5 separate regions of the Mus musculus genome follow, and all the other regions are linked to region 4. A link is a loop called in an ENCODE intact Hi-C map of the cell type or tissue named here. Cell type or tissue: left cerebral cortex. All regions are shown on one strand. Links, peaks and the distances in the headings refer to the core of each region. The heading gives the core; the rest is flanking DNA. Region 1 has its middle 3.4 kb from the start of Oas1c. Region 2 overlaps Rph3a (rabphilin 3A). Region 3 holds the start of Oas1e (2'-5' oligoadenylate synthetase 1E). Region 4 overlaps Ptpn11 (protein tyrosine phosphatase, non-receptor type 11). Region 5 overlaps Oas1c (2'-5' oligoadenylate synthetase 1C).

Region 1 (5,943 bases), core at 343-5,342, 360 kb after region 4:
GGAACTGCAGAGATGTCTCCCAGATTTCAAGTCCCATGAGAACTGCTGGACTGAAGGGGCCTTGGAGAGCAGCTGAGGCCTGGCACTGCGAGAGGCCAGGAGAAGCCATTAGTGAAAGTGCAGCCTCAATGGCAGTGGAAACCCCAAGATACTGGCCTTGCCCTGAGCAGGAGATGACTGTCAGGAACAGAGCACTGTGAGAACAAAGCTGGCCTGAGCCTGAGACCTGCTGTGTGTGCCGTGGATGGCAGAGCCGGAGAAGCTCAGAGAACTATGAGTCCCAGATATCAGATACTGAGCCTTTTGCTCTGTTGAATTTTGGTTGTGTTTTAATTAGATTGTGACAGTGACTTGGTTCTTCCCTCTTGCAGTAAGAAAGTATTTAACTTGTGTTTTAATTTTATATGAGGCCAGCATTGAGAGACTAGTCTTTTTATGTGTTGGGAGTTTCTTTAGGTTTGATTTTTAATTTGGGGACTTTAAACCTAAGTTGTGTTTTATGGTGTGATAGCGACATGAGATCTTAGGGACAAGCAAGAAGGGAAAGGTTATGGTTCAACCGTGGTTTGTTTGTGTGCCATGTTGAAAAGGGGTCAATTGTGCTGCTTACTTTTTGTCCACTAAACACCAGCTAGCCTCCTCTGGTAGGAGTCCATCTTGCTCAGTAAAATGCAGATCCATCTGACTGGCTTGGGTAGTTTATGGGCATGTTACTAATCACTGATTGATGTTGGTGGGACCAGACCACTGTGGTTGGGGCCATGAGTGGAATGTGGCCTTGGGCTGTGTAGAAATGGCCGCTGAGTGCGTCATGGACAGCAAACGGTGAGCAGAATTCCTCCATGGCCTCTGCTTCAGTTATTCCTCTGACTTCCCTCAATGATGGAGTGTGCCTTAGATGTGTAAACATAAGAATATCCTTCCTTCCCAGGAGCGTTTTGGTCATGTGATAGAGTTATTACCTCAATAGACGCCGAACTAGAGTACACATTTTCTCTGCCCCGTGTCTACACTCTGTACAGATGAAGCGCACAGTGACCAGGCCAATGCCTTACCAGTTGGTACCAGTGCGTGACCAGGCGGATGAGGCGCTTCAGCTTGGTTGGGCGACAGTTCAGGAAGTACTTCTGAAGCCCCATAAAGCAGATCGATAACTTGCCCTCCTTCCCCGGCGGGGTACGCCCACTGATGAGATTGGCGTAGAATTGTTGGTTAGGCTTCTTGAGGATGTTAAGATGATCTGTAAACAAGATTTCATTCAGTGGAACAGCTCAGCCCCTCTCTGAGGTTCCTCAGTCTCCCCAGGTCCAGAATCACAGCCTATGGGGTTCAGCGAACAGGCAGCGTTTTTCCCCAGCAGGCATCGCTCCGCATATACCCATCTGCCCCACCACTCCTTAGGACTGCACACATGCTGTGCACTACAAAGTCCCTGCTCCCAGTTTGCTCTAGTGAGGGTCTTTCTTGCAGGCCTGGAGACAGAGGTGGGAGGAACCAGCACACTGTGGTCACACACACGTGATCATCAGATAATGGCCAACCACGTCTGGTTCCAGTATCTTCTGCATAGTTCTTGTCAAAGTTGTGCACTCATGTATGTGTCAAAGTTCACTGTGGAGCAGTCGGCTGCATTCACATATCACGTCTCACACTGACAGAGTCTCTGCTCTATATTGTGTATGCATGGCGAGTGTTCCTGATATGTTCAGAGACAGGAGAGGACCTAAGGTGTCTCTTCTTTATAGTTTGTCAGTATGTTTCTTTGCGTCAGAGTCTGTCTGTAAATGTGGAGCTTGGCTGGAATCCTGCAGGTCTTACAGAATCTCCTGTCTTTTGCCCCCATAGTGACCAGGTATCCAGGTCAATGTGTGGCACTTCCTAAGTTTAGGTGGATATTGGGGATTTGAACTCAGGTACTCATGCTTGAGCAGCAATCGCCCTTATCCACTGAGCTGTCTCCCCAGCCACTGTGTGTTTTCGGTGGGTGATTTCTTGTAGTGATAAGTTAATATCATGTGGTTTTGTTTGTCCAGATGGAACAAGATATGGCAGTGTTAGGGTGTGTGTGTGTTTGTGTGTGTGTGTCCTGTGCACTTATAGAGTAGAAGAGCAGCAGACTATGGAATAGATGTGTGTATAGGTGTGTGTGCACATTTGAGTAGTCTAGGCAGGCTGTGCCTTAGGTGTGTGCACATGTGTGCCATGCAGCAGACCACACCATCAGACTGTGATGCTGACACAGGGCAAAGTCACTCACGGATGGAGCTTCGACAAGCCTGTCACTCAGTGACCATGGAGGTTATGGGCTAGTCTAGATTAGTGTCAGGGTCTAGTTACAATAGGGCTCATTGCTTATGTCATCTTCTATAGGGCTGTGGCTATGATCCTCTCTTTGGCTGTTGCCCACAGGCAGTCCTTCTGTGGTAGAGCCCCTCACCACTGGAAAGCTGCTGAGGCTGAGGAAATCCATGACCCAGACAGGCTTCTGTGGGACCTGCTGTCACAGATCATTTCTGGTCACCCACTCTGATCCCCCTCCACTGAACAAGGTTCTAAGCCTCTTGCAGCTTCCCACAGCAGGCTGCCCTGGTCCTACTCCCAGGCTGGCCCTCTCAGTCCCTGCTGCCTGAGACTCTGGACTGTTTCCACGGCTCTCCTAAGCCAAGGGCTAGTGGCCTTGTCACTAAGTTAACAGCAGAAGTTCACACAGTGGCCAACAGGGGGTGCTGTGCTTCCCCCAAATGTAAAGCCTCAAGTATTCTCTAAGCTCCCCCAAGATCCCACTGTGCTCTCAGGAGTGTTTCCTGAGTTGGACAATCTGTAATTTTGGCGACGCATGCTGTATCAGGCCTGGTAAAAGATTGTTGCAGGATATTTGATCACACTGTGAACCCTGAGATTGAGTTGTTTATTGGAAAAACCTGGTTTTAGGTGTGGTGGCTCAGCCTTAGCACACACCCTTAATCCAGGAGCTTTCTGCTTGAATATTGTAAACAGGATTAAATAAAGCCAATCATAGATCAAGAGGCAGAGCAAGCAACCAGCTGACCAGAAGCGAACATGGGATTACTAAGAAGGAACCACAGAGAGTAAGAGGGAGTCAGAAGGAGGGATAGAGAGACCCACAGGAAGTAGAGGGGAGGGACATTCCATTTGAAAGAGGTTATGAGATAGCATGAGAAGGGGATGCATTCTGGAACATTCTGGCTCAGGAGGAAGGTCAGCTAGGTGCTTTCTCTGCCTCCCTGAGCTAGCAGGATTTTACCACAGTATCTGGCTTTGCAAGTCTTCATTGGTAAAATTGAATAATTGAGATTTTTGTCAAAAGATAAGATCTTTTAATGTGTAATGTTATAAAATGTGTGTGCATGTGTGAGTTGGGTGGCTGCATCTGCAGTTTTACTGAGGGGCCAGAGCTCCGATGAGATCTGCGTCCTGTGCAAACTCTCCTGCAGACACCCCAGGTCTCTGAACAGCTCTGAGGGAGAAGATTCGCGAGTTTGTTATTTTCAGTGAAGTCTACACTGTCTCATGTTTAAGAAGACAAAACCCACAGCTAGCCGTGAGTAGGACTGGTATGCTGAGGGAGCATCTAGTTTGACTCCCTCCCCTAAGTGAGCCAGCAGGCTGCTCAATGTCCCTGTGGGATGGATTCTGTCTCCCCGCTACCAAATTTCCAAAATCCCTCCTCCCCAGCGCAGCTTTAAAGAGACATTCTCTTTAGTTGAATTTCTCAAATGATAATGGTTTTCAGTTCAGGGATGGAAGGTGTGGGCTGGGGAGATAGCTCAGTCTGTAACGTGCTTGGCTCGCAAGCATGAGGACCCCCGTCGGAATCCCAGAACTCAGAGAAAAAGCCAGTGTTGGTGGTGTAGGATTGTAATCTCAGAACTGAGAAGGGGGAGACTCTGAGGGTCCCTGGGGCTCTTCCCAGCCAGTCAGGCTCAAGTGTGAATTCTGAACCAGGGAGAGACAAGGTCTCAAAAAAGATGGATGACTCTTGAGATGAGTTAGCCATGGTTCCGGATCACACCCACACACAAGAGAACACCTACGCAACACACATGTGCACACACACAGAGGTGGAACTAGAAGGGAGGATGAAGGCATGCAGAAGGGTGAGCTGAGGCTCTCTGGCAGGCTGCCTTACCCAGTAAATCATAGGCTGGCAGCACATCAAACTTCACCTCCTTCAGCAGGTCGGGGGCGCTCAGCTTGAAGCTCAGAGCCCGGGAGTTGGGACTCCTTAAACTGTGGACCTCAAACTTCACTCCACAACGTCTCTCATGCTGAACCTCGCACAGCTGTTTCTTAATTTCCTTAATCAACACTCCCTGTTGGTTTAACTGATCCTCAAAGCTGGTGAGATTGTTAAGGAACACCACCAGGTCAGCGTCTGACCTGCCCTTGAGCGCGGTGCCTTTGCCCTGAAAGACAAGAAAGAGAATGACAAAGGACAGGGAGAGCCATGCTGGGAGGTCCAGATGCTGAACTGGAGTCCATCACCAAGGTGATAGATGGATGGATGGATGGATGGATGGTTGGATGGATGGAGCAAGCTGCTAGATGTGCAGGAGAATATTAGTCAGCCCTGAAGAGTGACATCAGAATCTATGTAGGAAAATAGAGGGTGCTGGATCTCCTCTTGATACAGAAGATAAACCACACCGTGAAGGGAAAATATCCATGTTCATCTGTGGAGTCTCTGTGTGTTCAAGTGTGTGTGTGGGGGGGGGGGCTGTGTATGGGAGTGGGGGAGAGGTCTAAATGAAACAAGCACAGAAGAGTTTGGGAAGGGTACAGTAGCACTCATGCAGTGCCCACATTAGCTGCACACATGTGACATACCATCAGAGAGTGAATCTCTGGGGAGGGTCTGGTGGGAGGTAAAGGATAGTAGAGATTGGAAGGAGACTATGACTAAATTAATACAGATATATGAGAATGTAGCCATAGTCCCATGGTTGGCATTGTTAGCTGGGAGGAAATATGCGCAAGTGACATCATTAAAGAGAAGATGGCCTTGTGTGATATAGAATAACATATAACATCATAGAGAAACTGAAAAAAACAATAAAGGTGATCCAAGTCTGTAAAACAAATATCATAAAAAGAAGAATTCATGCTGAACAAAGCCTCCCTAAATAAAATGCTTAGAATCATCACTAACACACATGAGCATCAGCTACTGTTGAGAGAGGGCATTACAAATTGTCACATCTCCGGATGGAGAGGTGGGTCAGTAGCTAAAACTGCCTGCTGTTCCTGCTGATGACCTCAGTTTAGTTCCCAGCACCCAAGCAGGCCAGCTCAGAGCCACCTATGTAACTGCAGCTCTAAGGGATCTGACACCCCCTTTTCAATTCTGACCAAACCTGCACTAACACATACAGAGCCCCACTCACAACTAAAAATGTAGAAATACAGTCAACTGAAAACAAGAAAACAACTTCATTTCTGCACCCTTCACAGAGTCTGAGAGTTAAGTACCAGTGTCATGAAATGTGATTTGACAGACAGCCCGGGAACCGAGTCCAGAGAGGGTCCATCAATCCAGTCACATAGCAGGCGAGTCCTGGTCTGTCCTCCGTGTCACATTTGACTTAGTCTATGTGACCTTATCATTCCTGGGGCGTGGAACACTGGACATGGAGAAGGTAGTTAAGTTACCCTAAGTCACACAGCAGTGCAAAGGTTGTATTACCACTGCCCCACCACCTGCCCCTCCACTTTCCAGAAAACTGCTTTGCCATTCTGGGCCTCAGTTTCCCCGACTCTGAAATGGACATGGCCTGGGAGTGGGGAACATAAACTGTAGCTGAGGCTCCTTCTCCAATACAGATGTGGGACTTGGGGGGAAGAACCCATCGCCAGCTGTGATCAGAATTAAGAGGAGGGATCAGGGTTGCAGCCTGGCTTCTGAAAGTCCTGTCCCACCTCATC
Region 2 (5,943 bases), core at 570-5,569, 220 kb after region 4:
TTGACACACTTCAGTGGAATCCCACAGCATTTTCCTTTGCCATCTGTCTCACTTCACTGAGAGCTCTATACCTTCAAGGTTCATCCATGTGCGAGCATTTCTCAGGCTGCCGTTCCCCTTTTAAGGTTGTGTAATATTCCATTGAATAGACATACATTTTATTTATCCATTCAGACCAAGGGCCTTTAGGCTGTTACTACCTCTACCTTTAGCTGTTGTGAACTGTGCTGTTATGAACACCTCAGACAAATATCCACTTAAGCCTTTGGAGTAGAGACTTACAAGCGAGAATGTCCCAAAGTTGGGCAGTTCTATATTTAACTTTTTTTGTTTTTTTAAAAAAAGAAGCCAGCATCCTGTTTCCTATGTAGGTAGACAGACTACTTTTACATTTCTGTCGATAGTAAACCCACCCAGTTTCTATATACTTTCGACAACACTTGTAACTATCTGGCTTGTTTAGTTGTTTTGCGTTTTAGGCTTGCTTGCCTAGTTGGTTCTGGAAACAGGGCTTCCTGGTGTAGCCAGGCTGGACTGGTATACACAACAATCCTCCTGTCTCACCCTCTTTTGAGTGCTATAGGCACGAGCATCTAAGGCAAGCTGCTGGTTTTGGTTCACTTGCTTCTTATTTTTGAGATCGGGTCTCACCATGTAGCCGCAGCTGGCCTAGAACTCACTATGTAGACCAGACTGCCCTCAAACTCACAGAGAGCCACCCCTTATTGTGGCTCATCAATTCTCTTTATGGATGGTATCAGGATTCATCAGTGACACTAACTCATGGCACAAGCACCCGCTTTGCACTGATCACATGGCTAAACTCTCTGCATGTAATATCTCCCTTACCCCCATCGGCAACTCATGGGGGCAGGTTCTAGGCAAGCACACCGCACTAATCTGAACTCATGGGCCCGTCTTACTGTTTTATTTTGAGATGGGTTCTGGTCTTGAGCTCACTCTGTGTCCCAGGCAGACCTTGAAATTGCAAGTCTCCTACCTCAGCCACTGGAGTATGATGGCAGGCCTGCCTCCCTGCACCCAGCTTACCTGTGCTTTTCAATAACTCTGCTGAGATTTGCCCAGAGGTTCTGGGCACTGAGAAGAAGACAGAGGGGCCAGAGGAGGGCTGGGAGCAGAGCAGGACAGCATCCAGGGGAGCCTCAAGGGAGTGCGCACCACGAGTGTGTGTGTGTGTAGTGTGTGTGTGTAGTGTGTGTGTGTGGTGTATGTGTATGCATACATGCATGTGATGTGAGTGTATTATGTGTGTGCATGCATGCATGTGGGGGTATGATGTGTGTGTGTGTGTGTGTGTGTGGTGTGTATACTGTATGTGCATGCATGCGTGTGGTATATGTAGTGTGTATGGTGTGTGTAATGTGTGTGCATGCATGCATGTGGTGTGTGTATATTATGTGTGTGCATGCATGCATGTGGTGTGTGTGTGTGCCTGTGGTATGTAGTATGTATGTGTGCATGCATGTGTGTGGTGTGTGTGTATATTATGGGTGTGGTGTGTGTGTAGTGTGTATGTGTGCATGCATGTGTGTGGTGTATGTGTAGTGTGTGTGTGCATGTATGTGTGGTGTGAATTATCTTGTTTTTCTCCTCCTCATGCAGGTTTGAGGCGAGCTAACTCAGTCCAGGCAGCCCGCCCTGCCCCAGCCCCAGTGCCAAGCCCAGCACCTCCTCAGCCGGTGCAGCCAGGTACCAGCCACTAAGCCACCATGTGCCCTGTGCCCCGCAGCGGTGACCACGGTCCCATTGCTCTGTAGTGCTGAGCTCTGAGCTCTCTCCTTAGACCCTGGGGATGGAGGAGACCCCACTTAGAGCAGGACTTTGGCAGAGGGAGGGCTGGGTGGAGCATCCTGTCCACCACGAAGGGACAGGGCTCCCTGTGGTAACTCCTCCACATCTCAGAGGAGGATGTAAAAGTGGGGACTCCGGGGGTTGGGGGGTGGTGGAGATCTCCAAGCTGAGGTTCAACCTGGGCTTCTCCCATGCCAGTAACCCCCCCCCCCAGAGGGACAGTTCCTAACATCCCCAGGAACTTCTCCACACCATTGTCTGCTTTCAGTCTAGCCTGTGTATGAAGAGAGGGAAGGACAGATACCCAGGAAGTGTGTCTTCATCACCACCCCCTTTCCTTCCCCTTGCAGGGCCCCCTGGGGGCAGCAGGGCCACTCCTGGGCCAGGACGCTTTCCGGAGCAGAGCACAGGCAAGTGTGAAATGTCCCAGGCTCTACAGGATCACATCTACTCAGGCTGTCACCAAGACTGGTCTGACCAGGCTGAAGCAGCTCCTTTCTAAACCTCTGACCACTGGCAAGCCAGTTTCTGTGGCTCAGAGCATAGCCTGCTGGGTACCATCCCTGGTTCTTCCCTTCTTGCTGTGTGACTCCTGGCAAGTGACTAAATCTCTCTAAGCTTTAGGGTTTTTTTCTATAAAGTGGGAGTCAGGCTCAGACTTCCTTCATAGTCTTGTTGTGATGATTAAACCAACTAAAACACTTTTTAAAATTAGCTTAAGAAACAAAACACTTTTTGTGGAGCCTGAAGTGTGTTTGGCCCAGGATAAATGAACAGTGATTACTTGGACCCACATACAGGCAGGTCTCAGATGCCTGGTTGTCATGGTTACATGGTAACTTGTTTTTCACGGACTCTCAAGGTTTAATGCAACTAATATTGACTGCCATAGAAACAACTCTGGATTGGGTAACTCCTATTCTACAAATAAGGAAACTAAGGCTCAGAGATGTTAAGTAACTGGCCCTGGGTCACACAGCTGAGGCTGATTCATACTGTCTAGCTGAGTCCACACCACTGATTCACCCCTGTGAGGTTTGTCTTGTCTGGGTCTTATCCGAATTACCCCCTTAGCCCGGGTCTTGCGAACGCCAGGGCCTGCCTTTCATTCTGAGTGCAGCCTGGGAACCTGCATTCCAGAAGCTTTCTCTAGCCAATTGCTATGACAGACTCAACACTGCCTCTTTTCTCCCCACAGAGGCTCCTCCAAGTGACCCTGGCTATCCAGGGGCTGTCGCCCCAGCCCGAGAGGAGAGGACAGGACCTGCGGGGGGCTTCCAGGCAGCGCCGCACACTGCAGCCCCCTATTCCCAGGCAGCCCCTGCTCGCCAGCCACCACCTGCGGAGGAGGAGGAGGAAGAAGCCAATAGTTATGACTCTGATGAAGCAAGTAGGTGGCTCCGAGGTGTGGGGTGTGGGGGGCATTTGGGAAAACTCTTCCAGAAACTGAACCCAAGGGGGCAGAAATGGGATTCTAGGGTCTGTAGATGCCCCCTAACTGCTAACACATGTACCCTAAAAATCCTTTGGTTCTGGAGATCAAAGCTAGGGTCTTGAGTGTGCAGGGAAAGGGCTCTACCATTGAGATAAACCCAGTAACTCACCAGCGCTGGGGTGGCCAGTGAGCGCCACCATGTGGTCAGTGTCAGAACTACACATTTCATGGGTTAAAGCGCATTGGAGGCAGAGTCATTGAGTCACTTAAAGCCTATAGTGTTTTTGTTTTTGTTTTTTTGTTGTTTCGTTTTGTTTTTTGAGGTTCAGTGGGGCAGCCAGCTACCAAACAGAATTATCTGGTGGCCTACAGCCCCACAAAGGCGCGAGTTTCTGTGTCTAACGTATGTCTTTATCTGCAGTCATTCTTCCCCCTCATGACGGGGACATCATCCACCCAATGATTTGTTAGGTGCTTACTGTGTCCTTCTTGGACTCAGACACAGAGGGCCAAGGACACACATGCACGCACACACACATACATGTGTGAACGCCTCCCCCTCACCACATAGGGCTTTTTCTTCTGCTATGACTGAAACAGCCAGGATGGGTGCTACTGGGAGGTGGGATGACCTGGTTGGGACCCACTAATCTGTATTGCTTCCTGTGTAAGCTGATGGCTGGGTAAACCAAGGCACTGCAGGGAAAGTGCTTTAGTAAATTTGGACAACACTGTGTTGGGCTGAGCACACAGGAGTAATGGCAGCTATGTTATTCAAATGATGGAGCCCTCCAGCCAGGGCCATCACATTTCCTACTTCCCGTCCCTAGTGCACGGAGACAGGACCTTCTCTCTTCTCGTTCTACATATAGTCTTGGAAAGGCTCCCTATGTCTCTGAAATGGCCAGTGTCTTAGTTAGGGTTTCTATTGCTGTGATAAACCCCACCATGTCTAAAAAGCAGTTTGAGAATGAAAGGGTTTGTTTTATCTTCTGGCTGTAATACATCATGAGTGGAAGTCAAGGCAGGGGCCTGGAGGCAGGAGCTGATGCAGAGGCCAGGGAGGGGTGCTGCTTACTGGCTTGTTCCTCGTAGCTTACCCAACCTGCTTTCTGATAGAACCCAGGACCATCAGTCCAGGGGTGGCACCACTCACTAAGAAAATGTTCTACAGGCTAGTCTGTTAAGACATTTTCTCAATAGAGGTTCCCTTCTTGCCTGTGTCAAGTTGTCACAAACCAACCAGCACAGCTAGAGAGTGAAAATACCAGCACAGCTATCAAGTGAAAAAAGGCTCCAGTCCCTCGAGGGCCACACTGTGTGTTGTAGCAGCTGTCCCTGTTGTAACGGGTGCTCTCCAGAGTCAGGGATCTGTGGTCTCAGGGAAGGGAGAGGGGAGCCTGAGAGGGGAACCCACCTGTCTTGTCAGCCTCAACAGCACTCCGTATCTGCCCTCCCTGGTCCTTATCCTGGCCGCTCTTCCATGATCCTTCAGTCACCTGTCTCTCAAGTGTGACCTCTCCGAGCCTCCAGGCTGCCCTGACGAATGCTCAGTTGCAGGGCTGGTTACAGCAAGCTTGGCTTCTCTCTGTTCCTTGCTGGCTCATCTTTGTCATGGACGAGGATTTATTGACCTCGCATCCTGAGACTCAAGCTGCTCCAGGCACTAGGACATTAGGGCAAAACGCAACAGGGGAGAAAGAGTCCAACGATGAATGAGCTCATCGCAGGCTGAGTGATCTCTCCAGTGGCTGCTTAAGGGAGGGCTTCTCTAGGAAGTGACTCTTGAGCCAAGCTGGAGGGCTTGAGAGGGTATGAGTCACGCGGGAATGACGTGGGAGAGCATTCCTAGGAAGGGAAACAGCAAACACTGACTTTCATTCATTCCTTCAGCACACACGGGAATACCTACTATGTGCCCTGCACACAGTAGGGGCACGTAGTGGTCAATCAGCCATCCCAGCCCTTGTCTTCAGGGTAACCTCAATCTGTCAGGAGATGAAGTCACTAAGTAAACACATTTATAAATGATGGTGGAAGGACCCCCAAGGAGAGAGATCTGCCAGAATAGATGGAGGATCAGACCAGGGCCTGCCCTCCCTCTCTTCTGTGGTCCCAGTGTCTAGCTGAGGCCAGACACATTGGTAAGCACCCAGGAAATGCTCGTGAATTGACTAAGCAAATGCTTCGCTTGACTCTTGTCTTCTGTTGCCTGCAGCCACACTGGGTGCCCTGGAATTCAGCCTTCTCTATGACCAAGACAACAGCAACCTGCAGTGCACCATCATCAGGGCGAAGGTGTGTGGGGATCCCTAGGGAGGCTCTGGTTTTCCTAAGAGACTCAGGTCAAGATGAATCCCAGGCTCAGCTCCCACCATCACTGACCTGTGGCAATGACAGAGATGAGAACAGGATTGTCGTCAGCCATGGCAGACTTCCTTGGTGGTGGTGGTGTGTGTGTGGGGGGGGGGGGCTTCCTCTAGGAATGGTCCTGTGGCTGCTTCTGAGAGTGGTGGCAGCTCAGCTGTGAGGGTTGCCCAGGTTACCCACAGCATCCCAGAGGGAACACTGCAGGTATTACCAAGACTTAATGACAGCCTGACTTGGTGATTCTAGGTTTTCCATCTCTTCTCCTGATGTCTTTGTCCAGCAGGAATAGCAATGTGTGTGTGTGTGTATGTGTGTGTGTGTGTGTG
Region 3 (5,943 bases), core at 442-5,441, 380 kb after region 4:
GCAGCGTACAGGCAGGCGTGGTGCAGGAGGAGCTGAGAGTTCTACATCTTTATCTGAAGGCTGTCAGCAGAATACTGCCCCCCCCCCCCCCGAAAGCTAGGACAAGAGTCTTAAAGCCCACACCCATGGTAACACATCTACTCCAACAATGCCACACCCCTCCAACAAGGCCGCTCACCTTCCAACAGTACCACTCCCTGGGCCAAGCATACAAACCATCACACGTGACAAAAAAACCATGGGAGAACCAATGTGGTCATAATTTCATCACTCTTCTGTTCCTTGTAGTCTGCATCACTTGCAAGAATAATTTAGGTATATGGGGTGGGCAGTGTGTGTGTGTGTGTGTGTGTGTGTGTGTGTGTGTGTGTGTGTGTGTGTGTGTGTGTGTGTGTGTGACTGTCTGTGTGTGTGTACTCATATGAGTGTGGGAGAGACTTTTTTTTTCCATTTTATGAGACAGTCTCATCACATAGCCCAGGCTGGCCTTGAACTCTATATCTTCCGTATCAAGCTCCCAGGCATTGAAATCACAGGTGTGGACCATCCTGCCATGATGAATATTCACTCCTGCTGGGTAGGGAGAGGTTGGCATGGAGACAGGATCACCCTCATGAAGGTGAATCTTGGGCACAGGTCGACACTTTATGCTATTGAAGTGGAGAGTGGCAATGGATTGGTTACAGCTGGGGAGAGAGGCACAGTCCTGTGAGCTCAGCACTTAGGGGTCCAATGGGGCAGGTCCCCAGGTTCACATCCACCCTGAGCAAAGGAGTGAGATCCCATATTAAAGAAGGATGTGAGACCTTTGTCCTTTATGGATGGACAGACAGAGGTGGGGGTACAGGGCAGAAAGGTGGGTTTGGATTAGGCCTTGGACGATAGGCACATCATGGGTGTGCATCTGAGAACCCACAGACGCTAAGTCTGAACTAGAAGCTAGCCAGGACCTTGCAGACGGCTCGTTACAATATCCATCATGGAGCAGTCAGCTGTGACAAACAATATCCAGCATGGACCAGTCAGCTGTGACAAACCCACCACAGCTGTGCTGGAGCTCCTGCCTGCCGGCTGCTGGATTTCTCTCGCTTCTCTTCATGTTACAGTAACGTGTGTGTGTGTGTGTGTGTGTGTGTGTGTGTGTGTGTGTGTGTGTGTGTGTTGGTGTTGTTGTTGTTGTTGTTGTTGTTGTTGTTGTTGTTGTTGTTAAAAATCTAGGAGGCTATCTAGGTGCAGAGGTCTGATCTGCATAGCCCCGCCCTTCCTGGGAAGAGAAAGCAGCTATGGATATAAGGGGCAGCTGACTCATGAGGCAAGGCTGCAGTCAGCAAACACTCCTGGCCTCAGGATGGCGAGGGAACTCTTCAGAACCCCAATCTGGAGGCTGGATAACTTCATAGAGGATCAACTCCTTCCTGACACCACCTTCCTTACTGAGCTCAGAGCAGACATCGACTCCATAAGTGCTTTCCTGAAGGAGAGATGCTTCCAAGGTGCCACCCACCCTATGAGGGTCGCCAGGGTTGTGATGGTGAGTCCCATTAGCCTGAGCTCATCGGGATGGGGTGGGAGAGGACTCTCAGAAGCCAGACTGCAGTCCTTAGTGGGGTGTGAGTTACCTACCTGCTCTGTGCCCAGTGTCCTCATGTAGACCCAGCTATGGCACAGGGCAGAGGACAGAACAGGGACCCCACTGCTGGATAACTGGACTGATGGAAGCTCATTGCTCATGTTTCCATCTGTCCCATGGGTCTGTATGACAGCAGTCCCTGTCTCAGTCACTGTGAAGGCTGCAGACATGTTGTGTTGTAATGTCTACTCATCAATGTCAGGAGTTGAACTGTGTTATTGCTTGGGCTCAGCATTTTATTTGGGGGGGGGGGGAAATCTCTACATATCACTTTTTATCATTTTTTAAAATGTTTTTGTGAATTCAGTTTCCTTAATTTTGACATTTGTCCTGTGGTCTTTGATACAGACTTTCTTTCCAGAGTCATGGTGGTCATGGCCTTTTCCTTTTAATACTCTGCTAGCAAGGGGGATTGTGACAACAGTTTAATATGTCTCTGTGTCCTCTCACCCACTACCATCTCACTACATTGTACTTGAACCTGAATTCCCCAGAGTGTTTCCTTTCATCACTAACACACACACACACACACACACACACACACACACACACACACACACAATTCTGGATAGAAACAGATAAATCAAGGATGTTCATCATTCTGAGCCTGGCTTATCTCCTGTACCACAAGGAGATCCAGAACCATCTATTATCCTACAGAGATGCCAATTTCATTCTTCAGGGCTGAATAGAATTCCACTACACATGGGCAAGCTTTATTCACTCTTGGTCACTCTTGGTGATGGACTCCTACTCTGTTCATCTTCTGGACTGCCCAGCACGGCTCTCCTTATCCTTTCTTATTCTCATTTTTGTCTTTTAGGGAGGCTCCTATGATGAACACAATGCACTCAAGGGAAGGTCAGAGGCCAACATGGTGGTGTTCTTTAATGATCTCACCAGCTTTGAGGACCAGTTAAAGTGGCAGCAAGTGTTCATTGAAGAAATTCGGAAACACCTGCTCCAGTTGCAGCAAGAGAAGCCATGTAAACTCAAGTTTGAGGTGCAGAGCTCAGAGGAGCCCAACACCAGGTCTCTGACCTTCAAGCTGTGCTCCCCAGAGCGCCAGCAGGAGGTGGAATTTGATGTGCAGCCAGCCTATGATGCTCTGTGTAAGTCAGAGAGCAGCAGAGTTCAGCCTGCTCTCCCCTCATGCATGAATCCTCTTTTCTATTTCTCTGTGTGTGATTGTGTGTGTTGGGAGAGCATGTTCTCATGTATGCAGATGTCTGTTCACATGTTTGCCTGTGTGGGTAATGGTCAGACGCCAGCCTTGGAGGTTGGTTACTTAAGAGCCTATTTTGGTTGAGAGGTTGACCTGGAGTTTGCTGCCCCACCTTCATGGCTCCTGCAGTAAGGAGCTGGGGTCAGGTGAGGTGTGTGCTCTGATGGAGCTGAACCCACAATCTCTGGCACCTGGAGCCTCAGAATGTCAATTAGGTACAGCACAGGGCTGGGGGGAGGGGATGCTTGGTCTCCTAGAAGTGTGTGTAGGTTATGAGTCTCCACTTCTAAATGATTATACTCAGACATATTCAGGACACACTTGGGCTTCTTCCACCCACTACAAGCCAGGCAAGTTTGTTTTGAGAAAGGTGGATCAGCCAGCTTCATGTCCACCTATTTAGTCAGACAGTGAGTCTGAGACATTCTCCTGTCTCTACCTGCCCAGCACTGTGATTTCATTTGTGCACTCCCCCGACACACCCCAAACTTCCACATGCACACACGTGTTATAGAATTGCACATTAACGATCCTCTACATTAAGTTCTCTGATAGCAGACCTGACTGACACATAGTGTGTCTCCAAAATCATGCCCAACTCAACCCAAAGAAAACCAGGAACACCCATGAAAAAACTGTATGGGATTGGGGATCTTGGGTAATAGTTGAGGTTTTATAGTTCGTGAAAGCACAGCACCCCCTCCTGGCCACTGTGTGAACTGCTGCTATTAACTTAGATACAAGCCAGGACAACAGCCTATCCCTTGGCTTAAGAGAGCCATGGAAACAGTCCAGAGTCTCGGGCAGCAGGCACTGAGAGGGTCAGCCTGTGAGTAGGACCAGGGCAGCCTGCTGTGGAAAGCTGCAAGAGGCTTAGAACCCTACTCAGTGAAGGGGGCTCAGAGGGGGTGACCCAGAAATGAGCTGGGAGGGTGGCTCCTGCAGAAGCCTGTCTTGCTCATGGACTTCACCAGCGTGAGGCAGCTTTCCAGTGGGATAGGAACTCTATCCTAGAAGGACTGCCTTGAGAATTCTCATGTGGATAGCAGTCCAAAAGAGGACCCCAGCCATAGCCCTAACCCAGGTTACTTAAATGAGACCTACTGTGTGCTGGTTCTTGAACTAGTAAATAAGTTCTTCATAGCTTCTTGGAATAGTGGGAGACTGGACTTGTCCCAAGCTCCATCAGTGAGTGATTTAGGTCTGTGGCAGCCTCAAAGCCTGACAGTATGGCCTGCTGAAACCATGGCTACACACCTGCAACACCTATGGCTCAGCCTGCTGCCTTGGAGTGCACACACACGCACACATAGCCACACACACATCAATTCCATAGCCTGCTCCCTGTCACAGTAAAAGTTCGAAGGATAGCTAGTTAGATAAGGGTGATTGCTGTACAAGCATGAGGAACTGAGTTCAAATCCCCAAAGCCCACCTACTCTTAGGAAGTTCCACACATTGACCTGTATCCCTGTTACTATGGGAACAGAGACAGGAGAGTCTCTGTGACCTGATGGATGCCAGCCAAGCTCCATGTTCACAGAGAGACCCTGCTGCAAAGGGAGGGGGTAAACTATAAATGAAGACTCCATCTTGTGGCCTCTGAATATGTGTTTGCCACACCCATGCACACATAATCATCTCAAAATAGGGAGAGACTGTAAGCAGGAGATATGATATACAAATGCAGTAGAGTGCTCCATGGTACACCAGAGCATGGTTGGCCATTATCAAGTGACTCTGTAGCTCTCTTGTGTGTGACCATCGAATGCTGTTTCTTCCCACCACTGTCTCCAACCTTGTGAGCAATGCAATCTACTATGAGCAGTTGGTGGCGCAGACTTTCATGTATGCAGTCCAGAGGTGGGCTCATGTCTGTATGGGGAGTGACGCTGCTGCAGACAAAGTTTGCCCTGTTCACTTAACCCCATAGAGAGTGACTGTGACCCTAGAGGTATGGAAGACTCTTAGATCAGAGTTTGGCCTAAACATCAATGAAACTTCCTTCATAGATGAAGGGGGATACTGCAAGTCCTTTGAATCCATTAACTACAACAAAGTCTACGCCCAACTCATCCATGAGTGCACCACCCTGGAGAAGGAGGGCGAGTTCTCCATCTGCTTCACCGACCTTCATCAGAGCTTCCTGAGGTATCGTGCGCCCAAGCTCTGGAACCTCATCCGTCTGGTCAAGCACTGGTATCAACTGGTAAGGCATCCGACCCAGATCCTGTGGACCCTATGTGTAGAGAGTGAGATTCAGGCCAGAGAAGAGGTCTAGTCTAGCTGGCTGTCTATGGACATGATAGCTTTATCACATGACCAAGAGTGCCTTGGGAAGGAAAGGTCTCACTTGGTTACACATCCCAGTCACAGGGCATCATTGAGGGAAGTCAGGACAGTAACTGAAGCAGAGACCATGGAGGAATTCTGCTCACTGGCTTCATCTCCATGGCTCACTCAGATTGCTTTATTACAGTGTGCACACGCCCAGGCATGGCACCAACCACATCCATCACTGACCACAAATATGTCCCCACAGACTGCCCTAAACCAGAGTGATGGAGGGATTTCCTCTTGATTAAGGGTGCCTCCTGCTCAGCTTACTGTCTAGTTGGTAAAAACTCACTTTCACAAAAGACCCACTTTCAAATTGATGCTCTCACAGACATCTTTATTGAACCATAACCTTTCCATTCTTGACTTTTTGTAAAGATGTCGTGTTGATATCATGCCATAAAACACCATTTAGTGTTAGGAATCTAAAAGGGTTTTTTTTGGGGGGGAGGGGGGCGGTTGAAATTTCAATATGTAACAAGATGAGTCTCTCAAGGATACTCTCATATAAAATTTAAAACACTAGTTAAATTCTTTGCTACTGCAAGAGGTCACAGTCACAATCAGATAAATAAAACAACAACAACGGTGAAACCCCAACAAAGCAAAAAACTCAGTATCTGATATCTAGAACTAGATATCTGATATCTAGTTCACTGAGCTTCTCGGGCTCTGCCATCCACAGCACACACAGCAGGTCTCAAGCTCAGGCCAGCTCTATTCTCATGTCCCTGGCAGTTGTCTCCTGCTC
Region 4 (5,943 bases), core at 596-5,595:
AATCATGGGGCCCAGGCTGATAATTAACTGCACAGTGAAGCAACTGCAGAGCCCACCATCTTCATCTCAGGAGGACTAATAAGGGCCCTTGCCAGAGGGCGAGGCTGGGATTGCGTCACTGTCCATAGAGACGAGGCACCATTTTCCCCTTTAATAACCTGATTGTTTGGGGGCTGGAGAGAGAGCCTAGAGGTTAAGAGCACTTGTTGCTGTTCCAGAGGACCTGGGTTCACTTCCCAGCACCCATGTGGCAGTTTACAACTGACCTCAGAGAATCTGAAATCCTTTCTGGCCTCTGAGTGCACTGCACACATCTGATGCACTGGTAAAACACACATAAGAATAAATCTGGGCTGGAGAGATGGCTCACTGGTTAAGAGCACTGACAGCTCTTCCAGAAGTCTTGAATTCAATTCCCAGCAACCACATGGTGGCTCACAACTATCTGTAATGGGAGCTGATGCCTTCTGGTATGTCTGAAGACAGCTATAGTGTACTCATATATAATAATTTTTTTTTTTTGAGACAGGGTTTCTCTGTGTAGCCCTGGCTATCCTGGAACTCACTTTGTAGACCAGGCTGGCCTCGGAACTCAGAAATCCGCCTGCCTCTGCCTCCCTAGTGCTGGGATTAAAGGCGTGCGCTAAAATTTAAAAAAAAAAGAAAAGAATAAATCTTCTAAAAACTCTGGTGGTTATGGGTATGGGCTTATAACTTTTCAAACACTGCTAGGTATCCATCATCACAGTGTAAAGATGACTAAGGGCTGGTGCGATGGCTCCGTGGATAAAGGCATTGCTGTTGACCCTGATGACCTGAGTTCCATCCTTAGGAGCCACACATGGTGGAAGAGGGAACATTCCCCACCCCCGACTCCCAGCTTATCCTGTAATCTGCACACGAGTGCTGTGGCTTGAACACAGCCACACAAAATAGTTTAAAAGGAATGTGACTCTCACTGCAAAAGGGAAAAGTCTGCAGATCACCTAAGAGCTAAAGTGAAAGTTGAAGATGATGGCCAGAGCCAGGCTTAGAGCCATGCCTGGGACCCCAGCACCAGGGTGAGACTGCAGGCTAGCCTGAGCTACAGAATGAAACCGTGTCTCCAAAATGAAAGCAAAAGCTGGGCCTCACCCAGCTGATTCGGACAGAACTTTACAGTCCAGGCCTCTGCTTAGAGAGGACAGCCGCTAAGTCTCACACACACCACTGTGTGGGTGAGCAGAGGGGGCCGGCCGGCCGGTCCGTCAGTTTCTGAGAACAGGCTCGGCAGTGGAGGAAGAGTGCTTAATGGAAAGTATCTGGTAAGCTGCAGGCAGAGGCCGGGGCAGGTGGAGGACTCTGTCACCCACATACAGATGAAGGAACTTGCCCAGGCTGACCTTGAATTTCTGATCCTCCTGAGGACTAAGGTAGGCACTGCTGTCTGCCACAGGGAGACAGTGCTGCCTGGCACTGTTCTAGGCTGTTGTGTGCTTTAGGAACTACATGAACCCATCCTCTCGGCCCTCTGTGCAGAAGGGGGCAGTTACTCTCTAAGCCATGGTTGCCTTAAAAGGGGTTAATCATTTAGCTCAGCCACTTAGCTGGGATTTGAACCAGGCCAGTGGCACCAGGTTCTCCATTTCTACCTTTGAAACTTTGCTGTTAAATGCTTTTTCATCCACTGGAGGGTGCCTGCTTGCCTGCCTGCCTTACTGCCTCTGCCTGCCTGTGCCCTCCCTCCATCCCTCCTTTCCTCCTTCCTTTATTTATTTTTGTGTAGCCCTGGCTATTCTGGAACTTTGTAGGCCAGGCTAGGCCTCAAACTCAGAGATCCACCTGCATCTGCCTCCTGAGTGCTGGGATTTGACCAGCTCTTGGAGGAGTAAAAAGTCAACTCCCATTTTATTCCTTTGACTTGAGTCTTGAGTTTGATGATCAAACGTGAGGTCAATCAGAACAGAGGTTGGAGCCCTCTGAAGCCTGTAAGATGCTGCAGCCATGTCTGTGTTGGGCTGCTGCGGGCTTTTCTGTTCTCAGCTTGCATGTTGTTGGGACAGAGTGTGCTTATTATTTTAAAGATGAGCTCCCGATGTTGCTGCTTACTGAGAACCAGGTGCTTGAGTGGCTAGCAGGCAGCTTAGGTCTGCCTCACTCACTCACTACCTTAGGGATTGGACTAGTGTGTGTAGGGCCTCAATCCTGTTCCCAGTAACACACAAAAACCTTTTTGTTTTGTTTATTTATTTTTGGAGCCAGGGTCTCATGTAGCCTTGGCTGTCCTCCTCCTTCCTGTGTGGGTGAGCATGGCCTCCACTTCTCCTGGATGTGATCTTAGTATGGATCAAGCCCTCTGGTGTATGTGGTGTGCCCTGTGCAGTGCTGAAGTCGATCCAGGCTCCGTGCTTGCTAGGCAAACACTGCTGCTGTGGTACAGCCCCAGCCTTTGGCTCCCAACATTAGTATTGACGCTTACTCCCTGGGAGTATTTAGACGTGTCAGCCAGCCTCCAGAGACAGGGTCTGCCTTGGCCTTGACTTCACCTGAGTCTTCATGAAGGAGATCTTAAATATGTTGTTTATTTATTTGAGGCCAGAAGAGGGCACCACTCCCCCTGGAGCTGAAGTTACAGAATGTAGGTGCTAGGGAAAACTAAACTCAGTTGTAAGAACAGTAAGTACTCTTAACCGCGGAGCCATCTGTCTAGTGACATGAAGGAGAACTTGCTGGAAACCGGGGAATCCTTTGAAGTAAATGTCACCTACAGTGGGCACTTTTGTCTTCTAAAGGACATTGCATGTGAAGTCCCCATCATGGGATCTGGAAACATGCAGTTTGCGACCTGTGACAGGTGGTACTGCCAGCTGACTAAGATTGTTCCTGTGGCATGGTGTGCACCTGTCATCCTATGCCAGAGGCTGCAAGTAGGAGAGACCCAAGGTGTAGGCCAGCCTAGTACACAGTTACATAGTGACACCTCTTTGAGAGAAATCCTGTTAAAGTTGTCTCTTATGATGTTTATCAGGTGTTTTGTTTGTTTTGTTTTTGGAACAAGTGTTTTGTGGGAAGGTAGCTTACACTTATTTCTGGAAATTACCTTGTTCAGTTTGTAGATCTATGTATTTCTTTCTACATATATATTAGAAAGTTGAATTTATATGGGTGTCTTCCTTTACAGTCTGGTACCCTGCAAGTGTTCTGGTTTTTTCCTCTCCCTCCCCAGCAATGAGAACCTGACTCTGTAAGCCGCAGTACCCGTTCTTACTCATGACAGTTTGTGCTTGTTTGGTTTCTTTGCATGCAGACAATTTCCTGACCATGTGGGTGATCTTTTGGGGGAGGCAAACCCACCAGTGCACTGTGTTATCAGTCCAGCCCCACTGGCCATGCTGCTCCTGAGCCTGCAGGGTGCAGGATCCAAATGTCCCATCAAGGAAAGGGGGCTAAGGAGGGAAGGACAGGGGTGAGCCTGGAAGCTGTCGGTGCCACAGATCACAGCCTCCACATGGTGGGGTAAGGGTGCTCACAGCCTCCACATGGTGGGATAAGGGTGCTCACAGCCTCCACATGGTGGGTAAGGGTGCTCACAGCCTCCACATGGTGGGGTAAGGGTGCTCAGCTGTGCTTTGGTTCTCATTGTCCTGTTTTTCTCCCTCAAGATGGTTTCACCCCAACATCACTGGTGTGGAGGCAGAGAATCTCCTGCTGACCAGAGGAGTCGATGGCAGTTTTTTAGCAAGGCCCAGTAAGAGTAACCCTGGAGACTTCACTCTGTCTGTTAGGTAAGTTGGGAGGTAATGAGAGACACTCATGGTCTGTATTTCCAGAGGAGGGATGAGGCCATACTTGTCTGCCTTGCTTCTTCCCCTAGAGTTTGGGGCCTGTCCTGTCTGCAGCACTGTGGAGCCAATCAGGGCACATGCCAGTTCCTAGGCTTTTATTTCATTTTACTTTGTTTTTGTTTTTCAAGACAGAAAATCTCAGTATAGCCCCTGGCTGTCCTGGAACTCACTCTGTATATCAGGCTGGTCTCAAATTCAGAGAGATCCACCTGCCTCTGCTTCCTAAGAGCTGGGGTTACAGGTGTGCGCCACCACTGCCCAGTATTTATTTATTTTTTTTATTTGTTTGTTTGTTTGTTTGTTTTTGTTGTTTTTCGAGACAGGGTTTCTCTGTATAGCCCTGGCTGTTCTGGAACTCACTCTTTAGACCAGGCTGGCCTCAAACTCAGAAATCTGCCTGTCTCTGCCTCCTGAGTGCTGGGATTAAAGACTTACGCTGGGCTGGAGAGATGGCTTAGTGGTTAAGAGCACTGACTGCTCTTCTGAAGGTCCTGAGTTCAAATCCCAGCAACCACATGGTGGCTCACAACCACCCATAATGAGATCTGATGCCCCCTTCTGGTGTGTCTGAAGACAGCTACAGTGTACTTACATGTAATAATAAATAAATCTTTAGAAAAAAAAAAAAAAAGACTTACGCTACCACCGCCCGGCTTTTATTTTATTTTTTTAAGATTTTATGTGTATGGAGCTGGTGAAATGGCTCAGCGGGTAAGAGCACCCTACTGCTCTTCTAAAGGTCCCTAGTTCAAATCCTAGCAACCACATGGTGGCTCACAACCATCCGAAATGAGACCTGACTCCCTCTTCTGGAGTGTCTGAAGATAGCTACAGTGTACTTACATATAATAAATAAATACATCTTTTTAAAAAAAGATTTTATGTGTATGAATGTTCTGCTTGCGTGTATGTATGTGTACCCTGTGTGTGTTCGGAGGCTAGAAGAGGGCATCATATCTCTTGGAGGTGGAGTTCCAGGTGGTTGTGAGCCACCATGTGAGTGTTGGGCCCTCAGGAGGAGCAGCCAGTGCTCCTAACTGATGAGCCCTCTCTCCAGCCTCTATACTCTTGTTTGTTTGTTTGTGGTCTCCCAGAGTCACAGCCTTGGGAAGTAACTAGAAAGGACTGCTGGGTGTTCTACTCACCGAGGGGACTGAGAGAGAATACCTTGGGCAGAGAGACATCCCCAGAGCCTCCAGGGCTGAGTCCTGGCTCCTCACCTTTGACCTGCTTTCTGTGTTTTTCTTTCTTGGTTTGGAACAGTCTTTGCAAAGTTCTTCACATCACTTTCATTTGTCCAGAAGGAAACCTCTGTGAGGTAGATGTGGTTCCCATGAGCCCCTGCCTAGTCTTGTTCTCCACTGTGCAAAGGTTGGCATGGATCCCCCTGATGATGTGTTGTATACTACACTGTCTAGTGAGCTCTTGTGGCCTGGTGCATTAATAGTTCTGTAATTCATGTATCCAATGAAGAGCGAGAGTTGCATGCTGGGACATCGAGCTGTTTATTGTACTGGCTCTTTGGTGGTCAAATGGTGCCACCACACTCGCTTCTCCATTCTTCCAGTGATGGACATTGGGCAGCTTTGGTTTGTTTTACATCCCACCAGACAGTGTGGTGTATTCTCACTGTCCCTCTGAGCAGATGTGGGAGTTTTCTAGATGTTTTCTGTATGCCTGTTGTAGCTGTTCAAATTGCAGTAAATGGGTTTGATTTTTATAGATCTTACTGTTCACATAAACATGAATAAATCATGTCCTTGAGAATTTATTTAGCATCTCACTGAGACTTAGGAAGAATCTATCCACCCATCCATCCATCCATCTGTCTGTCTGTCCATCCACCCATCCACCCACCCACCCATCCATCTATCCATGACATACGACCTCACTAGATGAGGCTGGCTGGCTTGGAGTTTGGTGTGTAGATCAGGCTGGCCTTGAATTCACAGAGATCTACTTGCCTCTGTTTTAGGATTAAAAGCGAATGCTAGCACATGGACTCCTTGAGTCCTTTGAAGCAAGATGCAGGACTGTGACATTTGTCCCTGAGAGTAAGGGTGACTGTGTAAGCACATTCTGACCTTGGTAGAGGAGATGTCAGCACTGACTGGACAGT
Region 5 (5,943 bases), core at 403-5,402, 370 kb after region 4:
AGGATGCTTCATGCCTCCTGGTTCACAGCCTGCTGTGATGAGGGTTTGACAATCCAAAGAAATGCCAGCAGGTAAACAGACCCCAGAGGGTCAGGGAGCCCAGGAGCCAGAGGTGGCCTGTGCAGAGGTCTGATTTGCATAGCCCCGCCCTTCCTGGGAAGAGAAAGCAGCTATGGATATAAGGGGCAGCTGACTCATGAGGCAAGGCTGCAGTCAGCAAACACTCCTGGCCTCAGGATGGAGAATGGTCTCTGCAGCATCCAAGCCAGGGAGCTGGACGAGTTCATATGTGATTACCTCTTTCCTGACACCACCTTCCTTACTGAGCTCAGAGCAGACATCGACTCCATAAGTGCTTTCCTGAAGGAGAGATGCTTCCAAGGTGCCGCCCATCCTGTGAGGGTCTCCAGGGTTGTGATGGTGAGTCCCATTAGCCTGAGCTCATTGGGATGGGGTGGGAGAGGACTCTCAGAAGCCAGACTGCAGTCCTTAGTGGGGTGTGAGTTACCTACCTGCTCTGTGCCCAGTGTCCTCATGTGCATCCCAGCTATGGCACAGGGCTTATCTCCTGTACCACAAGGAGATCCAGAACCATCTATTATCCTACAGAGATGCCAATTTCATTCTTCAGGGCTGAATAGAATTCCACTACACATGGGTGAGCTCTCAGTGGTGGACTCCTACTCTATTCAGCATCTGGACTGCCCAGCATGGCTCTCCTATTCTTTGTTATTCTCATCTTTGTCTTTTAGGGCGGCTCCTATGATGAACACACTGCACTCAAGGGCAAGTCAGAGGCCAAAATGGTGTTGTTCTTTAACAATCTCACCAGCTTTGAGGAGCAGTTAAAGCGACGGGGAGAGTTCGTTGAGGAAATTCAGAAACACCTGTGTCAGCTGCAGCAAGAGAAACCATTTAAAGTGAAGTTTGAGGTGCAGAGCTCAGAGGAGCCCAACTCCAGGTCTCTGAGCTTCAAGCTGAGCTCCCCCGAGCTCCAGCAGGAGGTGGAATTTGATGTGCAGCCAGCCTATGATGTCCTATGTAAGTCAGCCAGCAGCAGAGCCTCAGCCTACCCTTCCTCATGCCTGAATCCTCTCTTCTATTCCTTCTCTCTCTCTCTCTCTCTCTCTCTCTCTCTCTCTCTGTGTGTGTGTGTGTGTGTGTGTGTGTGTGTGTGTGTGTGTTGGGGTAGCATGTTCTCATGTATGCAGATGTCTGTTCACATGTCTGCATGTGTAGGTAATGGTCAGACGCCAGCCTTGGAGGTTGGTTACTTAAGAGCCTATTTTGGTTGAGAGGTTGACCTGGAGTTTGCTGCCCCACCTTCATGGCTCTTGCAGTAAGGAGCTGGGGTCAGGTGAGGTGTGTGCTCTGATGGAGCTGAACCCACAATCTCTGGCACCTGGAGCCTCAGGATGTCAATTAGGTACAGCACAGGGCTGGGGGGAGGGGATGCTTGGTCTCCTAGAAGTGTCTGTAGGCTATGAGTCTCCACTTGTAAACAATTATACTCAAACATATTCAGGACACACTTGGGCTTCCTCCATCAAGCCAGGCAGGTTTGTTTTCTTGTTTGTTTTGAGATAGATGGATGGGCCAGCTTCATGTCAACTTATCTAGTCAGACAGTGAGCCTGAGGGATTCTCTGGTCTCTACTTGTCCAGCTCTGAGATTTTGGTGTGGACCCTCATCATGCCCCTCAATCACAGCTTTTATCGGGGATACTCAAAATCTGATTTGAGGGTCCTTTTAGTTCTTGTAAGAAGCCCTTTACGCATAGAGCCATCTGCCCAGCCCCTGGGGCATCCAGAAAACAACTGCATGGTGAACAGCTGTCTACATGGCTGAGACTGGGAACTGTGTGTCTCTAAAAGTGGGACAAAAAAAATGGCTAAAAATTAACATCTGTTTCTTCTTCTATCAAAGAATGAGACCTCAAACCTATGCAGCCGCCTGGGTATCTGCACATGGGGGTTGGGGTGCAAGATGCAGAATTTCCGAAAGGAATTCTTTCCCCCTCTAGAAAACTAGAAACCCAGAGCACACACCCCGAATCCCTCATGCACACACATGTTATATAATTGCACATTAACGAATCTCTACATTAAGTTCTCTCATACTAGGCCTGACTGACACAAAGTATGTCTCCAAAATTACAAATTTCCCAACCTACTCCCTCCCTGCCCCCTGCCCACCCACCCCACCCCACCCCACCCACCCCCCCCAAAAAAAAACAAGAACAGCCATGAAAGACCAGTATGGGGAGCTTAGAGAATACTTGAGGCTTTACATTTGGAGGAAGCACAGCACCCCCTGTTGGCCACTGTGTGAACTGTTGCTTTTACTTAGAGACAAGGCCACAAGCCCTTGGTTTAGGAGAGCCATGGAATCAGTCCAGAGTCTCAGGCAGCAAGGACTGAGAGGGCCAGCCTGGGAGTAGGACCAGGGCATCATGTTGTGGGAAGCTGCAAGAGGCTTAGAACCCTGCTCAGTGAAGGGGGCTCATGGCAGGGGGTGGGGGAGGCGGGGGTAGCCCAGAAATGAGCTGGGAGGGCGGCTCCAGCAGTAGCCTGTCTTGCTCATGGACTTCTCCAGCCTGTGGCAGCTTTCCAGTGGGATAGGAACTCGATCCTAGAAGAACTGCCTTGGGAATGCTCGTGTGGATAGCAGCCCAAAAGAGGACCCCAGCCACAGCCCTTACCCAGGTAACTTAGCACAGTTCTGGGGAGACAGCTAGTAGATAAGAGTGATTGCTGTACAACTGTGAGTCCTGAGTTCAAATCCCCAATGCCCACCTAATGTTAGGAAGTTCCACACGTTGATCTTTATCCCTGTTGCTATGGGAACAGAGATAGGAGAGTCTCTGTGGCATGATGGATGCCAGCCAAGCTCCATGTTCACAGAGAGACCCTGCTGCAAAGGGAGAGTGTGACAAACTATAAAGGAAGATGCCCCATCTCCTCTTGTGGCCTCTGAATATGTGTTTACCACATCCATGCACACAAAATCCACCCTTCATCTCAAAACAGGGAGAGACTGTAAGCAGGAGATACGATATACAAATGCAGTCGAGTGCTCCGTGCTACACCAGAGCATGGTTGGCCTTTGACAGATGACTGTGTAGCTCTCCTGTGAGTGACCACTGTGTGCTGTTTCTTCCCACCACTGTCTTCAGACCTGTGAGTAAGGCTTCCTACTAATAGCAGTTGGAGCCACAGATTTTCTAGGTCAATTCACTTACAGAGGTGTGGTGGGCTCATGGCTGTATTGGAAGCAATGCTTGCTGAGGACAAACTTTGCCCTGTTCACTGAACCGAATACACAGTAATTGTGACCCTAGGGAGAAGGAAGATGCTCAGAGCAGGGGTGAGTCTAAACATGAGAGATGCTTTCTTTATAGATGAACTGAGAAACAACACGTATGCTGAACCCCAATTCTACAACAAAGTCTACGCCCAACTCATCCATGAGTGCACCACCCTGGAGAAGGAGGGCGATTTCTCCATCTGCTTCACCGACCTCCATCAGAACTTCATGAGGTATCGTGCGCCCAAGCTCTGGAACCTCATCCGTCTGGTCAAGCACTGGTATCAACTGGTAAGGCATCCGACCCAGATCCTGTGGACCCTATGTGTAGAGAGTGGGATTCAGGCCAGAGAAGAGGTCTAGTCTAGCTGGCTGTCTATGGACATGATAGCTTTATCACATGACCAAGAGTGCCTTGGGAAGGAAAGGTCTCACTTGGTTACACATCCCAGTCACAGGGCATCATTGAGGGAAGCCAGGACAGTAACTGAAGCAGAGACCATGGAGAAATTCTGCACACTACCTTGATGTCCATGGCTCACTCAGATATTGTACAGTCCACATGCTCAGGCATAGCACCGACCACACCCACACCTATCATGAATATTTCCGCACAGATCATTAAGGGAGCCCTTCCCTAGGACTGGTTTCTGAACTAGTTTGCTCTGACTGCTGTGGTAAAGACGCTGCTGCTGCAAAGTAATTGGGTGGAAAGGGATTGTCTGGCTCACGTTCCTGCATCGCACTCCATCTCTGAGGGAAGCAGAGGCAGGAACTGAAGCTGAGGCCATGGAGGAACTCTGCTAGCTGCCTGAGACCCTTGGGCGATCAGTCTGATTTTTACAAACATCTCAGGACCACCTGCCTAGGACAGGCAATGCCCACAATGGGTGGGACCCTCCCACACTGATCATAAAATGCCCACAGGCTTGACTCCAGGTCAGGCTGATGGAGGCCTTTTCTCAGTTGTGGGTCCATCTTCTCCAGATGGCACTCTCTGTGTCAGGTTGACAAAGACAAATCAAAATGGCACCAGGTGAGAAAATAAAAAATGGAAAAGGAAAAGTGGTTAGAAGGGGGGCAGATCAGAGGGGTTCAGAGAAACAGGGTGTGGTAGAGCAGTAAAGGAACCTGATGCTGTAGGAGGGAGAGGGAATGGGGAGGGAGAGGGGACCTAAGAGGAGGGAGGACTTTCCATGCTTGTTCTAAGTGATTTCTTTGAGTCCACTTTCTATTCAGCTAACTCTCTCTTCAGCCGTGTCTAATCCGCTGTTCCATGGCAGCGGCTTCATTTGTGTCTCTGCCTCTCTGCTTCCTTCTTCAGCAAACACTTCATGTTACTTTCTATGGTTTCTATTGTTCGGATAGTACCTCTTTTAATGGGTGATTTCTCAATATTTTCCTGGACTATTCTTTAAATGTATATGTGTTGTTTGTGTGTGTATAGCAGCATGCTGATACTAAAGTCTGATTCCCTACTTGGTTCTTGATTTAGTCAATAAAGAAGGTGGGAGCCAATTGCTGGGTGAAGGGTACAGTGGTATTTCCATATCCCGGAATGAAAAAGAGACAAAGGAAAAAGAAAGGGCTTTTCAGCCAGGCTTTGGAATGAGGAGCAAGCAACAACCATGTAAGATCTTAGGGTAACTAGAACTGGCTGCCGCCTCCTATGGTAGATGTCTGATATAGGCTAGCTGATAGTTAAGGGCAGGAGATTCTGCACCCAGGAATTGTTATCTGGCAAGTTCTGTCTAAACGAGTTTCTTCCACAGAGTAAAAATGGGTAGAAAAAGAGAGGAGCCAGATCCTTGATGGTGGCTTGGCAAAGCTAAGCCAGAAGGGGCTGAGAGCACAATCACAGGGGAAAGTCTGTGGTTGGTGGTTGGAAAACCTAACCAGGGAAAACCAAGCAAACTGGGAGTGGGGCCAGCTGTAGCTGATCTCAGAGCTACACTACACTGAAAGCAAGGGCCACAGTCCCAGGAGAGGCAGAGCCTGTTTTAAAAAGAACTCACAACATATACCTGTTCATGGGAGCACATGTATTTGTGTGTGCATAAGATTGTGGCGGCCAGAGAGTGAGAGCAGGTCACCTACCCACCTTCTATAATCAGTCAGGGTCTCACACAGGACACACAGTGTGCTGGATCAGCAAGTCTAGAGAGTCCTGCAGCCCCTGGAAGCACATCTCCAGCCTTTTGAGCTAGGATTAGGAGACAGCTTCCTCAAGAGCCTGACACTCATGTGGGGATCTGACCTGTAGTTCTCACCCCTACATGGGGAGGGAGGCGATTTACCTCTGAGCCATTTTCCTGGCCCCTTCCCAGTTACTTCAGAGACCATGAGAAAACTTCCATACTGAGCACTCCTTATGTCCCGCCCCCACCCTCACTCCTGGCTGTCACTCATGAAGTCTTGATTCCTCCTGTGCCTACTAGTGAATGCTGTCTTTGTGGAGCACACAGGATCAGTCTCAATCACTCAGCTCTTGCCTATAGCACAGAAGGGGACAGAGACAGAATCTAAATAACTGACATGTAATGACAACACGAGGAGGCAACTGAATTGAGCCTATGAGAAGTGTCCCCCACACCAGAGCTAAGAGCCCCGTTTTCCTCATTACCTTTCTCTTCTCAG

The links. Peaks named below come from ENCODE experiments on the same cell type or tissue, not always from the same donor. Only the 100,000 strongest peaks of a DNase experiment are listed, where the experiment ranks them.
Region 1: it touches region 4 in a loop (2.3-fold over the local background); 2 of 42 quality-filtered maps call a loop at or near these places.
Region 2: it touches region 4 in a loop (5-fold over the local background); 16 of 42 quality-filtered maps call a loop at or near these places.
Region 3: it touches region 4 in a loop (3-fold over the local background); 2 of 42 quality-filtered maps call a loop at or near these places.
Region 5: a loop joins it to region 4, with 2.7 times the contacts of the local background. A loop is called at or near these places in 3 of 42 quality-filtered maps.

The regions. Positions count from the first base shown.
Region 1 is chr5:120,812,910-120,818,852 of GRCm38, reverse strand. It overlaps the pseudogene Oas1b. Among named protein-coding and RNA genes, the nearest start is that of Oas1c, 3.4 kb to the right of the region's middle. In left cerebral cortex, for the core only: a CTCF peak has its summit at 2,700 (motif pointing right); DNase peaks (open chromatin) are centred at 2,719 and 4,113.
Region 2 is chr5:120,951,664-120,957,606 of GRCm38, reverse strand. It overlaps Rph3a (rabphilin 3A), which reads left to right. Exons shown (of 22, transcript NM_011286.3): 11 at 1,624-1,710; 12 at 2,163-2,222; 13 at 3,011-3,202; 14 at 5,466-5,545. Gm32185 (a long non-coding RNA gene) reads right to left here. Exons shown (of 2, transcript XR_387678.3): 2 at 4,839-5,095. Among named protein-coding and RNA genes, the nearest start is that of Gm32185, 4.3 kb to the right of the region's middle. In left cerebral cortex, for the core only: a CTCF peak has its summit at 3,444 (motif pointing left); a DNase peak (open chromatin) is centred at 3,444.
Region 3 is chr5:120,790,904-120,796,846 of GRCm38, reverse strand. It overlaps Oas1e (2'-5' oligoadenylate synthetase 1E), which reads left to right and starts at 1,317. Exons shown (of 6, transcript NM_145210.2): 1 at 1,317-1,531; 2 at 2,454-2,742; 3 at 4,868-5,064. The coding sequence starts at 1,349. In left cerebral cortex, for the core only: a CTCF peak has its summit at 3,554 (motif pointing left); a DNase peak (open chromatin) is centred at 3,563.
Region 4 is chr5:121,169,802-121,175,744 of GRCm38, reverse strand. It overlaps Ptpn11 (protein tyrosine phosphatase, non-receptor type 11), which reads left to right. Exons shown (of 16, transcript NM_001109992.1): 2 at 3,642-3,764. Among named protein-coding and RNA genes, the nearest start is that of Ptpn11, 19 kb to the left of the region's middle. In left cerebral cortex, for the core only: CTCF peaks have their summits at 1,654 and 2,578 (motif pointing right); a DNase peak (open chromatin) is centred at 2,600; H3K27ac peaks cover 1,582 bases.
Region 5 is chr5:120,803,058-120,809,000 of GRCm38, reverse strand. Oas1c (2'-5' oligoadenylate synthetase 1C) reads left to right here. Exons shown (of 7, transcript NM_033541.4): 2 at 1-420; 3 at 753-1,041; 4 at 3,401-3,597. The coding sequence starts at 238. Among named protein-coding and RNA genes, the nearest start is that of Oas1c, 6.5 kb to the left of the region's middle. In left cerebral cortex, for the core only: a CTCF peak has its summit at 2,322 (motif pointing left); a DNase peak (open chromatin) is centred at 2,318.